Linked DNA regions of Mus musculus: region 1 is linked to region 2. A link is a contact called in ENCODE POLR2A ChIA-PET data. All regions are on one chromosome and are shown on one strand. Each heading gives the region's core, a stretch centred on a gene start or an enhancer-like site at or near the end of the contact. The rest is flanking DNA. Distances are from core to core; before and after follow the strand shown.

Evidence for each region. ChIA-PET counts read pairs that join two places held with the same protein, here RNA polymerase II (POLR2A).
Region 1: POLR2A ChIA-PET joins it to region 2 with 15 read pairs in embryonic stem cell. The contact joins the promoter of Mast1 here to the promoter of Klf1 in region 2. POLR2A ChIA-PET finds 5 or more read pairs at or near these places in 5 of 5 experiments (Patski and embryonic stem cell).

The regions. Positions count from the first base shown.
Region 1 is chr8:84,936,003-84,938,702 of GRCm38, reverse strand. Mast1 (microtubule associated serine/threonine kinase 1) reads left to right here and starts at 1,350. Exons shown (of 26, transcript NM_019945.2): 1 at 1,350-1,508. The coding sequence starts at 1,426.
Region 2 is chr8:84,900,637-84,903,336 of GRCm38, reverse strand. It overlaps Klf1 (Kruppel-like factor 1 (erythroid)), which reads right to left and starts at 1,355. Exons shown (of 3, transcript NM_010635.3): 1 at 1,222-1,355; 2 at 1-648. The coding sequence starts at 1,308.

The sequences.
Region 1 (2,700 bases), core at 101-2,600, 35 kb before region 2:
TCTCTCTCCCCCTCTCTCAGTATGTGTGTGTCCATGTGTTCGCATGCATGTGTGTGTCAGCATGAGTGTGGAAGTAAGTAGCTTTCTCTTGGAATGTTGCTTGCCTTACACAATGTGGGTCTTAGGAATATACCTCAAGTCACCAAGCTTCTTGGTCACTAGATCCTCAAGCCAGGCAGTGGTGTCACACGCCTTTAATCCCAGCACTTGGGAGGCAGAGGCAGGTGAATTTCTGAGTTCAAGGCCAGACTGGTCTACAGAGTGAGTTCCAGAACAGCCAGGGTTACACAGAGAAAACTTGTCTCAAAAAACAAAACAAAGAAAGAGAGAGAGAGAGAGAGAGAGAGAGAGAGAGAGAGAGAGAGAGAGAATTTTTCGGTTTAGGGTATAGTTCAATTGGGAGAGCGCACTGCACAAAAGCTTGGCTGATAAACAGGGTGTGGTGGAGGGTGGAACATGCCTGTGACATCAGTGCAGAGAACCTGTAGGCAGAATCAGATGATCAAGGTTACCCCTCAGCTACTCAGCAAGTTCAAAGCCAGCCTGGACTTCCTGAGACCCTGTCCGGAACAAAGGACAATGTTTTACAAACACTGTCGTGGAGGCTCACAGTTGTGATCTGAACATTTGGAAGGTGAGGCAGCACTATCTCAGTTGGAGGGCAGCATGTGTGACGTAATGAGCTCCAAGCCATCCTGAGATATATGAGATTCTGTCTTGTCAAAAAGCCAAGTAAGTAGGGCGGTGGTGGCGCACGCCTTTAATCCCAGCACTTGTGAGGCAGAGGCAGGCGGATTTCTGAGTTCAAGAAGGCCAGTCTGGTCTACAAAGTGAGTTCCAAGACAGCCAGAGCTAGACAGAGAAACCCTGCCTCGAAAAACCAAAAAAAAAAAAAAAAAAAAAAAAAAAAGCCAAGTAAAACTTTATTTGCATGAACTTGTTTTTAGATGCCCAGTTGGGTCTATTTCTTGTGTAATTGAGCCTGTTTTGGTTACTGGGAATCGGGAGAGGAATCAGGAAGGCAAGGGTGACATGGTGATGCTGATGAAGCTCAGGTGAACGGAGAGGCATCGTGGGCAGTGGCCACTGTCCACGCTGACCTTCATCTTTTTTACCCCCTTTTCTTCCAGAAGGATTTACCCCTGCCCCGGAAAAGCAGCAGGTGAGCCTTGGGGGAGAGGTGCATTGGGATGAGGCCCCCAGGTAGGGCATCAGGCGTGCACACGGGCGGGGCCTCGCGCGGCGACACCCCGCAGCGCCCCCTCGCGACTGGCTGCAGCAACAGGGCCCTCCCCTCCCCCGCCTTCCCCTGGCCGCTGCTGCGGCTCCAGCCTCCGCCCAGCACACTCGCTCCCCGCGCTGCCGCTGCCGCTGCCTCTGCTGCTGCTGCCGCCGCACCTGCCACCATGTCGCCGCCGCCGGGTCATGTCTGACTCTCTCTGGACCGCGCTTTCCAATTTCTCGATGCCCTCCTTCCCCGGCGGCAGCATGTTTCGCCGCACCAAGAGGTAGACCCCCAACCCCTAGACCCTGTCCGGGACCTCCGGGTGAAGCCACCCTGCCGGCTGCTGCGGCAGGGCGGGGCCGGGATGCTGCTAGCTGTCCAGCTGCGCCAGAGGTGTCCGCGCTGTGCCCTCCCGCAGGGGATGGGGTTAAACGCGGACAGTGCGGGGCGTGCTGCGGGGGGAGACTGAAAAGGCCTGAGATGGGGAAAGGGGTCGTGCCTGCGGGGGGTTGCAGCGCCTTTGTTTGCAGACGCTGTGGGCTCAGGCGGCCTGGTGGGGGTAGGGGAATGCGGGGAGGGGGGCCTTGGCACCCTCAGAACAATAGCCGCAGCTTGGTTCCCCCCCGCCCCCATCTGCGTGCTCTTGGACAAGCTAATATGCTCAGTCACTGCGGCTGAGAGCGAGGGGGCTAGAGCGAGTGGGGGCTCTTCTTACCCAGCTGCTAGGCAGAGGAAGGGGGGGTCTTTATCACTGCAAGAAGCCTCCCAACTCGAACACATCCTCACACTGAAAATAGTGACACAGCGTCACACAGAACATGACCACACACATACAACCCTAGTGACTCCCATACACTGGGAGGCACCGCATATACTCAGCCACAGGTCAAAGCCATGCACAAATAGGGTCACCTCCCGTGTCACACACAGACACACACGCGCACACACACATCGTGTTCTCCTAGTAAAATGTCACACGCATGACTACCCACCAAAACAACGTTCCCATCCAAGATACATAGATCCAATTTCAGAATGAGACAACCATACGCCTAACAACATCACAGCATCTGTGTCACATTGACACCAAGATAAACAGACATAGGGACTCCTGCAAAAGCAGGGACACACAATCACATAGCAGATACCCGTGTGGTACATGGCTGCATGCTTGGATGCACCCGTTGTCACAGGGTGTTAAATCCACACACAGTAGATGTTGAACACACACAGCCAGCATCTCTCATGCTGATAACCCCAACTGACATCGGCACATCTGCAGCTTTCTGCCTTCATGCACCATGCTGGAGTTACACAGTCATGAACAAGCTGTGTTTCCCACTGCATCACCCACACAGAAGGATGTACCATCACACAGAGAACATACATGACACACTAGTGTCATTCAGTGTAGATCTCATACAGTGGATGCCGCATGTGAATGCTATGGGCAGACTCAAGGACACAGACATTCA
Region 2 (2,700 bases), core at 106-2,605:
AGTGGCCCCGAGTTCTGTGGCCACAGTCCCAGGTCCCAGACAATTCAAGAAGGAAGGGGGCGCCGTGGGACCAGCAGAAGGCGCCGCGAGCCCGCGAAAGAGCTGGAAGTGGCCTTGGTACTGTGGCGCGGGGTACAGCGCGGGGTATCCCGACAGCAGCCCATAGGGGGCGCCTGGAGCTGCGGGCACCGCAAGCCCCGCCCGCGGGAAGAAGCCCCCTACGGAGCCCGCTCGCGAGTCGGAGTACGAGGGCTGAGCCTTGGGAGCGAGTCCCGGGGCCAGGGCAGGGGCCACGAAGGGTTCAGGGGCTGGGGGTCTCGGAGTCGGGTGCGCCCAGCTTGTGTGCTCCTCGGAGCCCAAAGGCCCAGTCACCAACCCTGGGCCACCCGCATAGGCGCCCAGAGACTCAGGCGGCTCGAACTGTGCCACTGGCCCCACGCTGGGCGCCAGGGCACAGGTCCGGGAAGTGCCGGGAGACTCGGAACCTGGAAAGTTTGTAAGGAAAAGATCCGGGTCCCACGCACAGGTCACGTCCCTCTCATCGTCCTCTCCGGAAGGGTCCTCCGATTTCAGACTCACGTGATGGGACGGCCCCGTGGGATTCGGGGGCCCCGGCCCCAAATCCTGCGTCTCCTCAGACCGCCACCACTGCGGGAGGGAGCGTACTGCTTGAATGGTAGGCACTGGGTACCTGGCCCTCAAACAACCCTGGCTGGAAACACCGTTGGTGCCTGTCATTTACCCACACGGTTCCCCTAACCCCTTTCTCAGCTCCAGACAACTCCATTAGGTCTTGCTAGAGACAGCTAAGACACTTACCAAGAATAGTATTCAGGATGGGAGAAGGGGTTGCAGAGTTCTGAGTCAAAGGGGACAGCTTCGACTCCGTTTTCCCTAGCCTTTCCCTGTCTTCACATAGCCCAGAAAATTACAGCTCAAAGCCTGGAAATCCCAGGACACCTTTATCTGGACCTTTGTCTCTATGAGCCTAGTCTCTTAAGATATAGAGCTTAGAATTCTGCTTCCTGTTGGAGAAATAGGCCTCACCTTGATCTCAGACCCCTAGAACATCTCCCCCAAACAAGGCTCAGAGGCTCTCCCACTCCTCCACCCCCAAAAAACAGAGCAGAGGATATTAAAGTAAGATAGACGCCCCACCCCTAAGCACTATGCCCTATGCAAGACCACCTGCCCCCTCCCACACACTCACACTGGCCCCACCTTGAGGAAGTCCTCCTGGGTGTCCAGGAACTGTCCCAGGGTGGTGAGTGTACTGATGGAGGGTAAGACAGTCTCAGCTGAGGCCATGGCTGGCTGGTGTCCACCCTGGACCTCAGGCCTCCTCTCTCTCTTCTGCCTCATGGGCTATGAGGCTAGGAAAGTTTCTTGGAGGGCTCCTGTCTGCCCACATCTGATTGGCTGTCTTCCCTGATAAGACCCAGGCAAAGCAAAACGGCAAAGGAGGGGTGTGTGCGATATGTGTGTGGTGTGCTTCTTTTTTTTTTTTTTTAAGGTTTTCGAAACAGGGTTTCTCTGTGTAACTGAGCCCTGGCTGTCCTGGACTGGCTTATGTAGACCAGGCTGGCCTAGAACTCACAGACATCTGCCTACCTCTGTCTCCTGAGTGCTGGGATTAAAGTTGTGATGTGTCACTTTCAAGGAATAGACCTCACCCTGGCCTGTTTTCAAACTGGTCCCTGAAAACCAACCCTGTATGTAAAGTCAATCAGATGTCAAGGAATAGGGGCTTCAAAGTTTTAGGATTCAGGTTGGGTAAAGAAAAGTCCTGGTCGCTGCTCCCCACCCCCACCCCACCTCCCACAGGACTGAGAAGACCCCTCTGGTTTGGTTTCAAGTCTCTCTCCAAGGAGTGGACCAGGAAGGATAGATTTCTTGGGAAAGGTCTTTGGGACCCTTTGACCCCCATGGAGACCACTGCAGTCCTTACTCTCCCAGACAACAGCAGCAACGGTGCTAGTGGCGGGCCTTGGCACCGGCTCCCTTTCAGGCATTATCAGACACACCAGATGTTTCAGGCCGCTATCAGGTAGGGGGCCCAGAACAACCATAGCTCTGTTCCTCCTTGAGCAGAAGAGCTGGGGGTTGGTGCCACAAATTATTTTAGCTTTGAATTGCTCTGTTGTGTTGAGGTCTGAGCTGTTTAGCAAAAGGAGTCCCCTCAAATCAGCCCACTCTGGGGCTCTGAGGACCCTCACTGGCTACTGCATGGAGCTGAAGGGGATGGCTAGGAAGTTTACAGTGTGGTGGGCTAGGACCCATAGATGGAGCTGCAGCTAGTATGCCGTTCAGAAGAGCTCAGCCCTGACTCTGCCTAACGGCTCATTGTGTGCGGGACCCCATGATAGATGGCCTGCTATTCCCATACTTCTATTCTGGTGCCCTATGAGTCAGGGTAGGGAAATGGGGTGTCACGGGTACAATAATATCACACATACACCATCATTGCTCGGTGTCCATAGGGGACATCAGATCCATTATAGAAAATGGTACCTAGTCAGGCATGGTAGTGATGCCTTTAATCCCAGCACTTGGAAAGCAGAGGCTGGTGGATCTCTATGAATTTGAAAGGTCTGTTTGGTCTACATAATAAGTTCCAGGACAACCAGGGCTACATAGTCTTTGTCTCGAAAGACGACAACAAGGGTAAAACAGTGCTGGGGACTTAGCTTCATGGAGTGC